Regions from separate parts of the Homo sapiens genome. Here region 1 is linked to region 2. Evidence: chromatin loops called from intact Hi-C (ENCODE). Cell type or tissue: mammary epithelial cell. All regions are shown on one strand. Each heading gives the region's core, and the rest is flanking DNA. Links, peaks and the distances in the headings are about the cores only.

Region 1 (8,341 bases), core at 256-8,255, 80 kb before region 2:
TCACCTACAGTTCCCACAGGCCCACAGCTTCCTACCCTACACATCTGCATGTCTCTGACAGGCCATTCTCTGGCTGTGGGCATGTGCGGCAAGTCAGCAGGACTGCCCGGAAGTGCCAGGGAGTTAATGCTCCAGGAGTGGTTCCAATGAGGGACAGGAGCTGGTGGACAAACACCCCAGCTTCCTCAACTATTGGTTCCACTTCTTCTCTCAGAATGTCTCTCAGAAGGTCCCCCAGGAGGGAGCCCCAGGTGACTGCCCTAGCCTCCAGCTCATTAATTCACCTTGTATTGGCTTTCATTCTTCTCTGACTCACTTCCCTTCTCTCTCACCAAGCTTTTAGGAATCACTTTTCAGATAAACTACTTGCACCCAATCCTAGTCTCAGTGTCAGCTTTTGGAGGAACACTAACGAAGACACAATTTTAGTCTTAACCTTGATGATAATGACACAAGTTAACTTTAATAAACGTGAAGGCCTAAAACTCAAATATCCATAAGCCAAAAGCCAATGTGATCAAATATCTAAGGCCAAACCCAAGTGGGGCCTAAGGGGCCCTGGAGAGCAGGTATCCTCTTTGGGAGGTAGCTACTAGTCTACTCAAGAGGCTGTTTCCATGCAAGAAGGTGGGGCCAGTATTGTTAGAGCTTCCAATTTTTAAAGAGATGCTGGAATTCTGCATTTTTATATGGACTTTCCCAATTTTTGAATGTTGAAATCAACTCAAAAATTTGAAAGCACTATGAAGCCCAAGAGAAATCCATCCATGGACAAGAGCATGCCCACAGACCCCAGTTTGTGACCTCTGGTTCCACTGGATTTAATAATCCAGCAGCCACTGTTGACCCTTCCCAGGGCAGTTTAAATTGAGTAGTGAGGCCAGAAAGCATATTGTGGAGAGCTGAGAAAAGAATTGGAAGTGAGAAAATAGAGAAAGCCAGTATAGATGATTCTTTCCAGAGCAGAGATAGAGTAGTAGATATTGAAGTGAAATAAATATTTTAATTCTTAAAGTTTGGGCACTCAAAAATACCTTTAAACCAGGAGGCAAGATCAAGGATTAAAGAACAGGATGAAGACAGTGGAGAGACAGGGAGTAACCAATTGAGTAAAGTCCCTCAGCGAAGGCAAGAACAGGCGGGCTAGCTGTGGGATTGGCCTTCAACATGAGGAAAGCCTACCATTCTCTGAAATGTGGGGCAGAAGATACATGACACACTAAGGTAAAGAATCTCTAAAGTATCCTAAGGCAGAGCAGCTCATTAAAAAAAAAAAAAAAAATTTTCGGGCATGGTAGCTCACTCCCGTAATCCCAGCACTTTGGGAGGCCAAGGCAGGTGAATCATTTGAGGTCAGGAGTTCAAGACCAGCTTGGCCAACATGGTGAGACCCCATCTCTACTAAAAATATAAAAATTATCTAGGCATGATGGCACATGCCTGTAATCCCAGCTACTTGGGAGGCTGAGGCAGGAGAATGGCTTGAATCCCAGAGGCGGCGGTTGCAGTGAGCCGAGATTGCACCACTGCACTCCAGCCTGGGCAACAGAGTGAAACTCTGTCTCAAAAAAAAAAATTGACTAGGTATTTTTATTTTTATTTTATTATCTAATTATAAAATTAATATGTGTTTATTTTGGAAATGTTGGAAAATATAGAAAATAATAAAGATGAAATTAAACATTTCCTGTTATTCCACATCCTAGAAAGAACTGTTGCTGGAAAAGGGATATTGATTCCAGGCCCCAAGAGAGGGTTCTTAGATCTCACACAAGAAGGAATTCAAGGCACATCGCAGAGTGCAGTGAGAAGAGATAGTTTATTGAAAGCTACTCAGTTACAGAGTAGGGCATCCTCAGAAAGCAAGAAGAAGACTGCCTTGTCTTTTTTTTGAAGTTTTACTTATATAGGGTCTAGTCTATGTAAAAGCTAAGCTAAGGTATGTCTACATGCAGGTGGGCTGACAGCATAGCAAAATTTATTACTCTGTTTAGTTAAAGAAAACTATCCTTCTATAATCCCAGCACTTTGATAGGCCAAGGCAGGAGGATCGGTTGAGCCCAGGAGTTTGAGACCAGCCTGGGCAATATAGTGAGACCCTGTCTCTAAAAAAAGAGAAAGAAAGAAAAATAAAAAATAAAACGATCCTTGACATTTTAGTGTGCAATTACATCAAAGCATAATTATCTTGAAAGCATATATGGTCATGGGTATTGGGACATCTGGACTTTCCATTGTTGTAGGAGTGTGTCCTTGCAGGTATCTTTAAACTGTTTCCTCAATGGTGAATATCTTATGACTATGTGTCATGACCCACAAGGAATGTGTCTTGTTAGTCCCAAGAGGGAGCTGATATTAAAATTATGTTACTGTGGCTCTCCTGGGCTCCTGTTTCCCTAACAGAACCACTGTTAGTATTTGTGACTATATGTTTTTCATTCAAAGTGGGCTTATACTATACATACTGCTTTGTAAACTGACTTTTTAATTTTGTAACATATAATGGACATTTTTCCACACCATTAGATATTGTTTTAAGATATGACTAGTTACAGTCACACCGTATTTTCCAAATATACCCACATCCACATATCTGCCATCCACATGCTCTTCTTACAGTGTGACATTCACGTGCTTCCATCAAGAAGTGAGGTCTCTGTTTCCTCCCTTTGAACCTGGCCAGACTTTTGTAACTGCCACAGTCAATAGAATGTGGCATAAGTGATGCTGTGTGCCTTCCAAGGCTAGTTCATAAAGACAACATGGCTCTGTTTTTTACTTTTTGTTTTTTGCCTTTGGAACCAAACCACATTTGTGAGGAAGTCAGGTCTATATGGAAAGGCCATATGTGAATGTTCCAGCTGACTGACCCACTTGGGCCTCTAGCTCATATCAGCATCTGCCAACACGTGAGCAAACAAGTCTTCCAAGATAGCAGACTTTAGGTCTTCCACTTAAAGCCCCAGGCATTACAGAGTAGAAATAGGCCTTACTCCCTGCTGCCTAAGTTCCTGATCACAAATTCCGTGAGAGATAGTAAGTGATCATTGCTAGAGAACCAAAGCAGTATTGCATTTCATGGATATATCACAATATTGCCCTTTTGGGGGGCTTTAGATTGTCTCTAATTTTCTGCTATTATAAATAACACTGAATGAACCTCCACGTAGCTGATTCTTTGTCTAATTAACATCTCTTTCCTAAGAATAAATGTATAGATGAGCAATAATTAGGTCAAAGGATATGATCATTTTAAAGGCTTTGGAAACACATTGCTCAATTGCTTTCTAGAATTGTTGAGTCAATTTACATTCTCACAATTAGTGTATGAAAGTGTGTGAAAGCATTCAGTGAGTTATTCTTAGTCACTGGCCTCTGACGACTTTACATTTCTTTTCCTCGAACTGTCATCCCCACCCCATCTTTGTTAATTTTTGAGGCTTGTGATTCTGGAGATTGGCAACAAATTAGTGGATACCATGTTGGGAGTTGTTCAGGGCAAGGAATAGATGGAAACTGCTGGTAGTGGGCCATGGGGCCAGGCAGCTTTGCTCAGAACAGGGATCCAAGGAGGGCTATCAAGGTTGATCACACCACAAACCAGAGGCTCCTCCTACCCAGACTGGATGACGCCTGGGATAGAAGCTCCAACTGCAGCACTAAGCCCAGGAAATACACCTGTCCCTGCCGTGCTCCTTAAGAGGGTTGATAATAGACGTAGGGATACCCTTTCTTGTCATTTGTTGTTTTTGTTGAGATAAAATTCACATATCATAACATGAGCCGTTTAAAGGAAACAGTTCAGCGGCATTTAATAGTCACAATATTGTACAACCACTGCATCTATCTAGTTTCAAAACATTTCATTGCCCCAAAGGGAAACCCCATACCCATTAGGCAGTTACTCCCCATACCCTTCCTTCCAGTGCCTAGCAACCAGCAATCTGTTTTCTGTCTCTATGAATTGATCTATTCTGGGTATTTCATATAAATAGAATCATGCAATATGTGACCTTTTGTGCCTGGCTTTTGAGGTTTATCCACTTTGTGCACGTATACATCCTTCCTTTCTCCTATTATTTCTGAATAATATTCCATTATATGGATATACCACAATTTGTTTGTCCATTCATCATCATTTATGAACATTTAGGTTGTTTCTAATATTTTTTAACCAAAACATGTGTATTAGAACTTTCCCACAGATAGCCATTTTTGTCACTTTTCTGGTCAAATCTTCACAATAAGTTCTTAGACTCAATTATTATTATTATTTGAGATGGCATCTTGCTCTGTCACACAGGCTAGAGTGCAGTGGCGCAATCTCGGCTCACTGCAACCTCTGCCTCCTGGGTTCAAGCACTTCTGCCTCAGCCTCCTGAGTAGCTGGGACTACAGGTGTGTGCCACCATGGCCAGCTAATTTTTATATTTTTAGTAGAGACAGGATTTCACCATGTTGGCCAGGCTGGTCTCGAACTCCTGACCTCAGGTGATCCGTCCACCTCAGCCTCCCAAAGTGCTGGGATTACAGGCATAAGCCACCGCGCCTGGCCTCTGAGACTCAATTATTAAGGAATATTCATCACTCTATAACTCACCCCTGAAAATCACTTGATTCCTTAATGAAGCCCTTCTTTAACTCGACCTGGAATCAATTTCTCTCGTTTACTTTAAAAGCAAAACAAAAACCTTTCCACTGAGTCTATCAGGCAACTTTACAGGAAATCAAAGCATTTTTTGATAGCACAGGCCTTAAAAGAAGATATTCAAATGGAGTTGAGACAAACCAGATTGTTCTAGAAGGCATTTCTGATTTCTTTAGCGAAATCTGGGCCAAAGAAATGGTCACTAACACGCTCCTTTGTACTTCCACATAGTTTAATACATTAAGCACTCAACTAAAAAGGGAGAAGAAGCCAGGCATTTGAGTGTTAGTGCAAAGAAGCCAAAGAAAGAATCAGTGGCACCAACTTTCTCTACCCAGTCTGTTTTTCCACCACAGGACTCTTGTTATAACGAACAATGTACGTAGTGTGAAGAGGACGGTACCTTGATACCCCTCTTTTCCTGTAATGAAACTGCTGCCACCCTGTTCTTCATGTTCAGTTGTTGGATCCATGTGGGAACTCAGTGGGCTGTGGCTGACATATTAGAATTGTGGGGTTGTGGCTCTTTCACTGTATTGTCTCCTAAGCCTTACTCTAGTGGGAAGCTAAATGGAGTTGGCTCCACTAGTTTATCTTACTTAGGAAGAAAAGTTCATTAAAGCTTTTTTATGGCCAAATCTCGATGACCAGTTCTAGGTTTTTATGTTTTGGGGGTGATTTTCCTTTTCTTGATCTATTTAGCAATTTAAACCAAATCTACCTAAGCACATTCCATATAACTCCTACTTCTTTTTCTCTGAGGTAAACATAAGAAAGTTTGCTTTAGGATTCTGTGCAGTATTTTCTGGTCCCAGAGGTCAAGTAGAATATTTTGAACTGGACAAGGGGTTTTCAGATACTGCTCAAAGATGCAGATATCATCAGATAAAATACCTGAAGACATGCACCCTCCCCTGCGTAAGTATCTCTCATTCAGCAGGAAAAATCAGGTTTCATAGGTAAGCTGTCTTCTCTCCTCCCCAGCTGTTTGGGATGTAGGCTGTTAGTTACAGGGATGGGGGTAGGTTGAATGAGAAAATATTTTGCAATGTAGATAGAAGCATGTATTATTAGTCCAGACTGTTTTGATCACATGTGCCAGAAACACAACACAAATTAACTTAAGCATAACAAGACAGTTTATATGTTCATTAAACTAAAGATTCACAGTTATAGCTGTCTTCAGTCACACCTGAATCTAGGAGCTCAAATGATGCCCTCAGCTCTGCCTTCCTCAGTATTGTCTTCACTGTTAGGCAGTGACTGGGGTAAGGTCAGCCCCAGCTGAACCAAAAGACAGAGAGGGGTGGTTGCCCAGAATAAAAGCTAAAATTTCAGGATAGACAAAAACAAGATATTCTATCACAGAGGGTCCTATACTGTGCATCTTTATCAAAGTGACTCCATAAATCTTGACCTGAGATACCACATAGCTTGATCTCATGATGTCTCTTGCTATAGACTGAATGCTTGTGTCTCCCCACCCCAAAATTCATGTGTTGAAATCCCAATTCCCAATTTGATAGTATTAGGAGGTGGGGGCATTTGAGGGGTGATTAGGTCATGAGGGTGGAACCCTCACGAATGGGATTGGCACCCTTACAAAAGAGATTCCAAAGGGCTCCCATATCGCTTCTGCCATGTGGGGACACAGTGAGAAGATATCATCTATGAATCAAGACACCAGCCCTCACCAGATAATCCTGAATCTGCTAGCTCCTTGACCTTGGACTTCTAGCTTCCAGAACTGTGAGAAATGAATTTCTGTTCTTTATAAGTCAGTCTATGGTGATTCATTATAGCAGCCTGAACTAAGACACCTCTTGAGCATCTGTTATGTGCCATGCATTGTGCTAAGTGCTGAGTGCTAGGAACACTGATGAGCAAAATAGACACTCTCTCTGCCCTCATAGAGTTTGCATTTTAAGGGCAATATACTTTTTTATGATTCTAGCCAGACTAGTCCCTGTCTTCTTCATGAATTCCCACACAACAATTGGTGCAGGGAATGTCATAGGCCAGATTGCCTCCAGGCAGAGACTGAGATGACAAGGATTAGATACATATGATTTATGGAGGGAGTGTTCTTAGAAGAAAGGTGAGAAAAAGAAATAGGATGGAGGGAGAAGAGCTAAGCACGAAATTGGGCTCAGCTGGTGTCAGCCTCTGCCTATCTCATGGGAAGCTCTGAGCATGAATTGTACTACAGGGTTAGTCCCAGCTTGAGGCAAGAGGGTGGACCTTGTGTGCCCCAATGTCAGTCACTCAATGGCTGTGGGCTGCCCTGGATGGGCTGAGGGTGAAATATTCCAGGCCAGATGGCTCCTGTTCTGCCAGGGCAATTCTGTGATGGGGGCAGCTGTAAGCCATCAGTCACCAACACTCTCAGCAACTGGGTGGGTCCACTGGCCTTGGGAAAGGCATTTTGGTGGGACACCACAATCTCACTACAGAGAAGATGATGTTGGTCACATTTTTCATTAGGTAATGTATAATTTCTGTCTATGTATTGGATAGCAGCTTTTACTCAATTTGTTTTCCAGTTATTCAATTACTTAAGTGATATGACCAGAAAGCAAAATAATAGCAATTATAGTAATATAGGGAGATAAATATAAACTCTCTTTAAGACTTCCCTAGGCCATCATGGCTCATGCCTGTAATCCCAGCACTCTGCGAGGCCAAGGTGGGTGGGTCATTTGAGGTCGGGAGTTCAAGACCAGCTTGGCCAACATGGTGAGACCCCACCCATCTCTATTAAAAATACAAAAATTAGCCGGGCGTGGTGGCACATGTCTGTAATTCCAGCTACTAGGGAGGATGAGGCAGGAGAATCGCTTGAACCTGGGAGGTGGAGGTTGCAGTGAGCCGAGATCGCACCACTGTATACTGCACTCCAGCCTGGGAGATGGAGTGAAACTCCATCTCAAAAAAAAAAAAAAAAAAAAGACTGCTCTAGTACCTTGGTGACCATTTTAGGCCAAAAAACAAATAATAATAATATTATTATTATAATAAATTAAAGCCACATTGTAAGCTGAATCTTTCTCAACAATGCCTGGGGTTTGTCAGAAACATTAAGAGAATGAGCTGAATGCTGTAAATTGTGCTTAGCAACTGGAGAGTGCCACATCTACCAGGAAACCTTTGCTTCCTAAAAATGGAAGCATTATCTGGTGAAATCAGGACAATTACAGCCACTAATCATTTGTAACTGAAAGCCTGTAACTGAATAAAATAGGAGTTGAAAACTCCAAATCTAATTTGTCTGTAATGGACAAAAGATTATGTCTATTAGGACATCCATTTCAGATAAAAAATGAGCAGTATTGCTCAAAGTCTTATGCTTCTATTTTAAGATGGACTTGTTTATTAGGAATTGCAGTTTTGTTGACCTCAATAACTTTACGGGAATTATGAAGATGTGGAACATCAACCGACTCATGTAGGGAGGGAAGAACTGGAAGCCTTGGGACCCAGAGTCAGCAGATGCCCTGAAGTCAGGTTGGAGGTCTGCATCCACTGTGAGAAATGGCCCAGCTAGATTTTGTGTTGAGGAACTGAAATGAATACCCACACACGTGTGTGTGAACACACATACACATACAGCTTACTGTCTACACTAACATGACCTTGCTTTTCTATCATATTCATTTGCACTACTTTGCCATGCTAGGAGATTCCAGTGCAGGA
Region 2 (8,341 bases), core at 14-8,013:
GTTTTTCAATCCAGTGACAGCCATGATGACTGTCATATCCCTTCATGCTGAAGCCCTCCCAAAGAGTGAAGCAAAAACAGCTAAAAACTCAATGTTCTTCCTTTCCCCCTTCCTACTAAGCTCCCTTTCCGTCTGGTCAGATGAGGGTTCCTTCATATGGTGCCTCCAAGAGATTATTTATGCCACTCTTATGACTTCATCAATCCCCTTTCCTCTGCTGATCTAAGACAGAGCAATGGCAGTTAAATAGGAGGCTCTTTTGATACATGAACAGATGAGATGGGTGGGGAGAACAAATTGTACTTATGCTGAAAGCAATTTTCCTGCTTGGCAGTTTGACAGGTAACAAGTGCATCCTGCCTTCACAGTTGCCCCAGAAGGCTTCAACTTGCAAAAGGGATTGTGGTGTACAGCACACATCTGGAAAATCATTCATCCCCACCAGCAGGGAGACGGTGAAGTTTGCATTTTCACCTGAGTGAGACTATGTATTTTAAGACTGTATTGTCTGGGCACTCAGACTTGTTTGTTCTGTGCCTTGTACAGGTTGCAAAATGAAACAGCAGCTAATGAAGTCCTTGAAAGCATCCAAAGCTACTTCAAGTCCCAGCCCTTTGACTTTAGGGGTGCTCAAATCATTTCTGGGCAAGAAGAAGGGGTATATGGATGGATTACAGCCAACTATTTAATGGGAAATTTCCTGGAGGTGTGTGCAAACAAATGCATGGTTTTTAATCTTACTGTTTATCCTATCCCCTGTGAGTGATAGCCTAAGTAGAGGTACATGCCATCAGGGATATCTGCCCTGTATCACTCCTACCATGTAACGCATTAGGGAAATACCTATGAGACAATAGCTAAGAAAGACATATATAGCTGGGGAGAAAACATGGTCATAAACAGGACTAAATGCTAGGGAGGGAGGGAATCTTGTCACTTTACTAGCTTGTAAGAAATTGAAGGGGGTGGGATCTAAATTTAACACTAGGCTATGGGTCTTTGGGAGGGCAGTTGAAGAATAACCCTTCAGAGAGGCTCCATGACCATCTGAAATGTACAAAGCCCTCAGGAAGTCTGTATCCCTAAGTCCCCAGAGACAGGAGGAGGTCTTCACTCTGTGTTCCCAGGTCTCCTCACAGTCCAATCCCTGCACTCCCTGCTCCCTTGGTGCAGAGGAAAGTTGACTCCAAGAGACAACTGCCATGTTACAGGGGGCACAAAACAGGAGTTACTCAGAGCATATCCAGCCCAAGACCTATTTTGTTCACCTTCAAATGTATTTTAAATTTTTAAATAATTACCAACAATTAACATTTGGGAAATTTCACATAAAAATCCATACTTCTAGCTTCTTCTGACCTCCTCACTCCTCCCAAAAATCGGAGGAACTGGTCACAGTAGACTCACATTCCTGCACGGTAACAGGAACAGAGTGTAAATCATGGACTCTCCAGTTTGCCACAGACCCACCAGTCCCTATTATACACCTAATCTACTTCACTCATTTATTACTTACCTATGTTACCTGCCCAGTTCCTGTAAGCATTTTAATTCACCACCTCTAAAAGAAAAGGAAAGAATTGGCCTCACATGCTCCCTCTGTCCTACTTCTTAGTAATAGGAGACGAGGCTTGGGTGGAGAACTCTGGGCAAACAGAGATGGTGCCTTTGGCTTTCTTTCTCACTTCCTTTTCCCACTGTGCAGAAGAACCTGTGGCACATGTGGGTGCACCCGCATGGAGTGGAAACCACGGGTGCCCTGGACTTAGGTGGTGCCTCCACCCAAATATCCTTCGTGGCAGGAGAGAAGATGGATCTGAACACCAGCGACATCATGCAGGTGTCCCTGTATGGCTACGTATACACGCTCTACACACACAGCTTCCAGTGCTATGGCCGGAATGAGGCTGAGAAGAAGTTTCTGGCAATGCTCCTGCAGGTACTTGAGTCGGGGGTAGGGGGTGGCAGGTGTTCTCTTGAGGGTTTGAGCTGAGGGGAGAATGCCCTGCCTTCTGGGGTCTGTCCTCTCCACTTCAATTGAAAGGTAGATGGAAATAACAGCATTTTCCAATTTACTCCTGGGGGTCCAAGTCCCTTTCCTCTCTGTCTCTTTCTTCCCCTCCGTCTCCCTCTCATGTTGCCCACTTCCAGTAAATTTGAGTAAGAAGTCTAGGGAAGTTCCAGAGCTTCAGTTGTTTTGTAAATGACTCAAGACCTGGAATCCCTTTATGGACACAAACTGTTTTAAACCAGGAGCTAAATAAGCCTGAGAATTTTGAGACTCCCCTGGGTGTAGACAAAATAATATTAGTGGTCACAAGAGAAATGTGTGCTGAAGGGGGAGAGGGCAGAGCCCTTCCCAGGCTCAGCCTCCTTTTAGATGGGTCTATATTAGGCAGACTTGATACCCTTATATGGCAGAACTTTAGAGCAACCACATTCCATCATGTTGATCAGTAATTCATTTGATAAGTGTTCCAGGGCCCAGAAGGCTAATTCAGGCATCAGCTAGAAAGCTATTGCTAATATTAAACTCAACATTATGCAGTGTGTGTTCATGAGGGCACTAACTCCACAGGTGAGACCCCAGACCCAAACACCAGTGCTCAGGGGACATCAATCTTAGCCATGGCTGGGTGGCTGAGAGGATGGGCCTTGACTGCCTAGAGGGGTATGAGGAAATCAGAAGCCACAGATCCTGGCTTCTTATGGGACTCAAAGGCAGGGGAATCAGCCTATGAACAAAATGGACACAACTTCAGTAGGTTAACCCACGTTCGTCCAACCTACTCTGATAACTGAAGACAGGAACAGACTCTATCCTGCAGAGGAGTTGAAGGGATCACAAAAGTGCATCTTCAGCAGGACTCACAACTTCAGACCCCTGCATTTACCCAGTGTTCATGCAGGGTAGGTTGTGGGAACTCAGCTTCCAGTTCTGGCCCCTCCCCCAAACATCTCCCCAATCCTCCCAGAAATGGCTGAGGCCCCAGGACACATGCATGGGACATTTATTGTCAGGAGAGTCTGAGCACTGCCTGGAAAGGACAGATGTGAGAACCCTGCAGACAGCCCTCAACTACCCTTCTGTAGTAATCCATGCTCACACTACTATAAAGAAATACCTGAAACTGGGTAATTTATAAAGAAAAGAGGTTTGTTTAATTGGTTCATGGTTCTGTGAGCTGTACAGGTTTCTGCTTCTAGGGAGGCTTCAGGAAACTTAAAATCATAGTAGAAGGCGAAGCGGAAGCAAGCCCTTCTTACATGGGGGAATAGGAGGAAGAGAGAGAGTGAAGCGGAAGGTGCCATACAATTTTAAACAACCAGATCTCCTGACAACTCACTCACTATCATGAGAACAGCAAGGGGGAAATCCACCCCCATGCCCCAATCACCTCCCACCAGGCCCCTCCTCCAACACTGGGATTACAATTTTACATGAGACAAAGCCAAACCATGTCACCTTCCATGGCTCCCATCCCAACTTCCACCTCCCTGCCCAGTCAGCCAAACCAAACCCTACAGGTAACTCAATCAACCCTCCCTATCAGGGGATCTCAATACTCACCACTCATCCCCACTTGCTCATCAAAGTAGTTCAACCAACATGCTTCTTTCTTTCTGGGAGAGAAGCTCTGGAAAATCCTCTTTTCTCCAGCTCCTTTTACCTCTAGCAATGCCTAATGTCCTTTGCTCCAGCTCTGACCCTAGCAGGGGTAGAATGTGGAGGCTCAGGTGAAATCCTCCTTTTTCCAGGGTGAGTGAGGATCAGAGAGGCTAATCTTTTAAATTTGGCTGGCCCTATGGAATGTGTGTGTTTCTGTCTGTCTGCGTGCCTCTGTGTGTTTTTGTACTCATACAATGTTTACTAAAGAATGATTATCTATGTATCCAGCAGTCCACAGAGAAGAAGTAAATACTTCACCTTTCTGAGGTCTGATTTAGGCTTGAGAATGCCAGTCTCCAAATGTGAGCCCAGCACTGGCCATGGAGAAGTGAGCACCCAGCCTCTCACAGTCAGCTCACAGGGACAGGGACACATGTCTTCAATTTGCATGGTAACCTCTAGATGCCTGATAGGGTGGCTCTGCCCTCAGAGGCTTCTGACTCATGCAAGAGGAGAGACCCAGATGAGATGAGGATTACTGACAAATTCATGTCAAGACTCACCTGACCAACAGTTTCATAGGTCAAATATGTATTGCCAAGCCCTGACTTGGAAGGTTCACACAAATTATTGCATTGTAAACACTGACTGAGTAAATTCCATCAGTCTGGATCTTGTTTCCTCATCTGTAATATAAGGAACTACGTAGTGTGGTGAGAATGATAGCTGGATATGTACTTTGCAAGTTACTTTCTTATCAATAAGTCTCCAGTCACCTTAGAGCTGAAGTCTCACTCTGACAACATGTTAGATATTAGGAATGTGCATTCACTTTCTATCTTTCCCTTTTTAAGTAAGAAATTTTTCTTCTGTTTTTAATGTAATATATGTTCAGTGAAAAACATTTAGGAGATGCACACCAAAAACTATAAAGGATTTATTTAAAAACAGAATTAACCACTATTAACATACTATTGCATTTTCTTCCATTTTTTAAATGTATGAATGTGTAAAAACTTGGCTTCATATGGTATATATAATTTTATATTTACCTTTTATTTTACCTAACCATATATTATGATCATTTTCCTGTGTTGTTAATGTCCTTTTAAAATACGATTTTTTATGAGAGCATAATATTCCAAGTGCCATAACTTAAAAAGAAAAAAAATTGACCATTCGATTATGAAAGAAAGTACATTCTTATTGTAAAAATTTAAAACCATAGAAAGAGTGTTAAAGTCAAAATGAAAGATCCTCCTTCCAATCCCATTTACTGAATGCCATCACTGGTCAAAGCTTAATATGTTGTTCTTCTACACTTTCCAGGTCAGTATATTAACTTATTTTCTTTACTATTTACTATCCCATAATTTATCAATCATACCCTCCCTCATGGACATCAGGCTATGTCCTGTTTTGTTGCTACAACAATAATATAATAAGCCTTCTTACTCATATAATCTTAGCGATTTTATTTCTGTAGGACAGGTTCAAAGGACAGGTGTATTTTTTTATTTAAATGAACAAATAGGTAATCTTCCAACAAAATTAGAACCATTCAGATTACCACCCATGTTGTGATGACTTTTTGAAATAAGCTTCAGGAATTCCAAAACATTCTAATAATAAGTACTTAGATAATGAGGATCTGTTTCTGGATTTTCTGTTCTATACATTCATTTTTCTATTTTGGGGCCAATATCATGTTGTTCTACTTGCAAAAGTCTATTTTTCTACTCTCAGAGGTTTATTTTGAACTTCAAAGTCATTTGAAGCAGTAACAAAAAAGGAAGTTTTTTGTTGAGATTGTGATTGCAATCACATTGATTCATATATTAATTTGGTTAAAATGTGCTTATTAGTGACATCAACAATTTCTATCCAGAATTATACAATGTATTTCCATTTATTTAATTCTTGGCTTGTATCCTTCAATAAAATGTATAGTTTTCATCATTGGTTCTGTACCTCTGTTGTTAAATGTATTTTCTTTGTGTATATTTTTTAAGCTTTCTATCACTATCAAGAATAGTTTCTATCATTGTTTTTTCCAGTTTTAACCAGTTTTACTCTAAGATCAGATTATGCTGTAGTTTTCTAGTGGACTTTTCTCCCTCGAGCCCATTGACTGACTTTTTCATGACAGTGCCCTGCAAACACTAAGCTCGGTGAAGACTGTTGAATGTTGAATGCCTGAACTTGGCACATTGGCAAATTATACTTAAAGAATGCCATAACAAAAATTCAAACACACAAAAAAAGAAAAGAACTAATACTTACTAAGCTTTTCCTATGTACTAAGTCAGAAATAATTTATGTTATCTTGTTTCTTCTCTGGGCCAAGCCAGAAATAATTTATAGTTTTAATCATTTTAAAAGTATAAATCTCCCTTCAGACTATACTAGAAAAGAAAAAAAGTACAAATCAGATTTGGAAGTAGATACTAAATAGCCAATTGATTAGTTTGATTTTTTTTTCTTTTTTCTTTTTTTCTTTTTTTTTTTGGAGATGGAGTCTTGCTCTGTCACCCAGGCTGGAGTGCAGTGGTGTGATCTTGGCTCACTGCAAGCTCTGCCTCTCGGGTTCACGCCATTCTCCTACCTCAGCCTCCCGAGTAGCTGGGACTACAGGTGCCCGCCACCATGCCCAGCTAATTTTTTCTATTTTTTTTTAGTAGAGATGGGGTTTCACTGTGTTAGCCAGGATGGCCTCGATCTCCTGACCTCGTGATCCGCCCGCCTTGGCCTCCCAAAGTGCTGGAATTACACGTGTGAGCCACCACGCCCCGCATATTTTTTCTTTCAACCAATATTTCAGCCATAGGGTGACCCAAGTATGATATGCTATAGATTATATGTAACAATTTTTGAAAATCATAGATTTTTTTCATACCATAGAGGCAGAAAGGGGCCTGTTTGCCTCCTTCTCAGTCATATGAAGATTTTTCTGGAAAACACTCATTTGGGTTATATTTGATGAATATTAAGCTTTTATAGGATTTTTGCAGAATCTTGTCACTGACCTTTGTTAAATAATTGCATTACTTGAATATGTACCTCAGTTTCCTCATCAGTAAAATGAAAGGGTTGGGCTAAATGTCTGAGTCAAGATTTTACTGTAGGGTGGCCAGGTGCAGTGGCTCACACCTGTAATCCTAGCACTTTGGGAGGCTAAGGCAGGAGAATCTCTTGTGCCCAGGAGTTTGAGACCAACCTGGGTAACACAGGGAGACCCCACCTCTACAAAACAAAAAATAATAATAATTAATTAATTTAAATTTTTTTTTTTTTTTTGAGACGGAGTCTTGCTTTGTCACCCAGGCTGGAGTGTAATGGTGCAATCTCGGTTTGCTGCAACCTCCGCCTCCCGGGTTCAAGTGGTTCTCCTGCCTCAGCCTCCTGAGTAGCTGGGACTACAGGTGCGTGCCACCACGCCTGGCTAATTTTTGTATTTTTAGGAAAGACGGGGTTTCACCATGTTGCCCAGGCTGGTCTCAAACTCCTGACCTCAAATGATCTGCCTGCCTCAGCCTCCTAAAGTGCTGGGATTACAGATGTGAGCCATCACACCCAGCCAAAAGAAAAGATTTTACTGTAGGGGAAGCAGTATGCCTTAGTGGCTTAAGTTGAACATAGTTCAAATCCAATTCCTTAGAAAAGAGAGTTCATAAATTGAATCAACAACATTCAGGACTTTAGCATAAAATAGAGTATTTTGCACCAGTAGATTAAAGATTGAATAGTCATATGGAAAAAGTAAAGCCAAGTCTCTGAGTCTTTAAATCAAATAAATTTCAATGGATAAAAGATTTATATGTGACAAGGATATTTGTTTGTAATGGCAAAATGATTGGGAACCACCTCAATGTTCATCTAGATGATATTCCTTAAATAAAGTATGGTTTATTTGTACAGTGGAATACTATGCAGCTACTAAAAAAATAGGCCACTGTATAAGTACAATGAATGGAAAGATCTCAAAGATATATAATTTTAAGTGAGAAAAGCAACGGGTAGAATGGGGTATATAAAGTGCTACCATTTATGGCTTTAAAAAAAGAAAAGCATGGGAGAAAATATATATATTTGCATGTGCATGCCAGATCTTTGGAAGGATACACAAAAACTGGCAATAGTGATTGTTTCCAGAAAAAGGCCTGATGGCTGCAAGTGGATGAGAAGGAGACTTCACTTTCATATGTTTATTTGTACCTTTTGGATTATTTTGCTAGATGGATGGGTGATATTCTACTTAAAATGATACATTATATATATCCATTTTCTCACCAAGTGAAGTTCATAAAACCTGGTTCATAGGGCTATCATAAGAGCTGGATCAGATAATGTGAGAGAGAGCCTAGCGCTATGCCTGGTACGAGGTAATTGTCACACACACACACACACACACACACCCTTTTCCCACCCCTACTTGAATTATCTAGACAACCTGTGATCAAAGACATGCTGACACAGAATGGTATTTTTTGTTTCTCTCTTGGCATTGGAGGGTAGTGATAGAATTTGCAAAAGGGAAATACTTGGCTCTCCACAAAAAAAGTGGTTTCTAATACCTTACTCTTTTTTTTTTTTTTTTACTTAGAGATTTTATTATTATTATTATTATTATACTTTAAGTTTTAGGGTACATGTGCACAATGTGCAGGTTAGTTACATATGTATACATGTACCATGCTGGTGTGCTGCACCCATTAACTCGTCATTTAGCAT

What was found. Hi-C counts contacts between places; a loop is a spot of excess contacts. Peaks named below come from ENCODE experiments on the same cell type or tissue, not always from the same donor. Only the 100,000 strongest peaks of a DNase experiment are listed, where the experiment ranks them.
Region 1: a loop joins it to region 2, with 6 times the contacts of the local background. A loop is called at or near these places in 2 of 110 quality-filtered maps.

Annotation. Positions count from the first base shown.
Region 1 is chr3:40,334,021-40,342,361 of GRCh38, forward strand. No RefSeq gene overlaps it. Among named protein-coding and RNA genes, the nearest start is that of EIF1B, 28 kb to the left of the region's middle. RefSeq lists an enhancer at 3,643-3,692. In mammary epithelial cell, for the core only: no CTCF peak of the experiment used is centred there; a DNase peak (open chromatin) is centred at 3,341.
Region 2 is chr3:40,414,135-40,422,475 of GRCh38, forward strand. It overlaps ENTPD3 (ectonucleoside triphosphate diphosphohydrolase 3), which reads left to right. Exons shown (of 11, transcript NM_001248.4): 6 at 547-706; 7 at 1,706-1,939. The region is part of intron 2 of ENTPD3-AS1 (ENTPD3, EIF1B and MYRIP antisense RNA 1); the gene reads right to left. Among named protein-coding and RNA genes, the nearest start is that of ENTPD3, 31 kb to the left of the region's middle. RefSeq lists a silencer at 3,985-4,185. In mammary epithelial cell, for the core only: no CTCF peak of the experiment used is centred there; a DNase peak (open chromatin) is centred at 4,227; H3K27ac peaks cover 278 bases.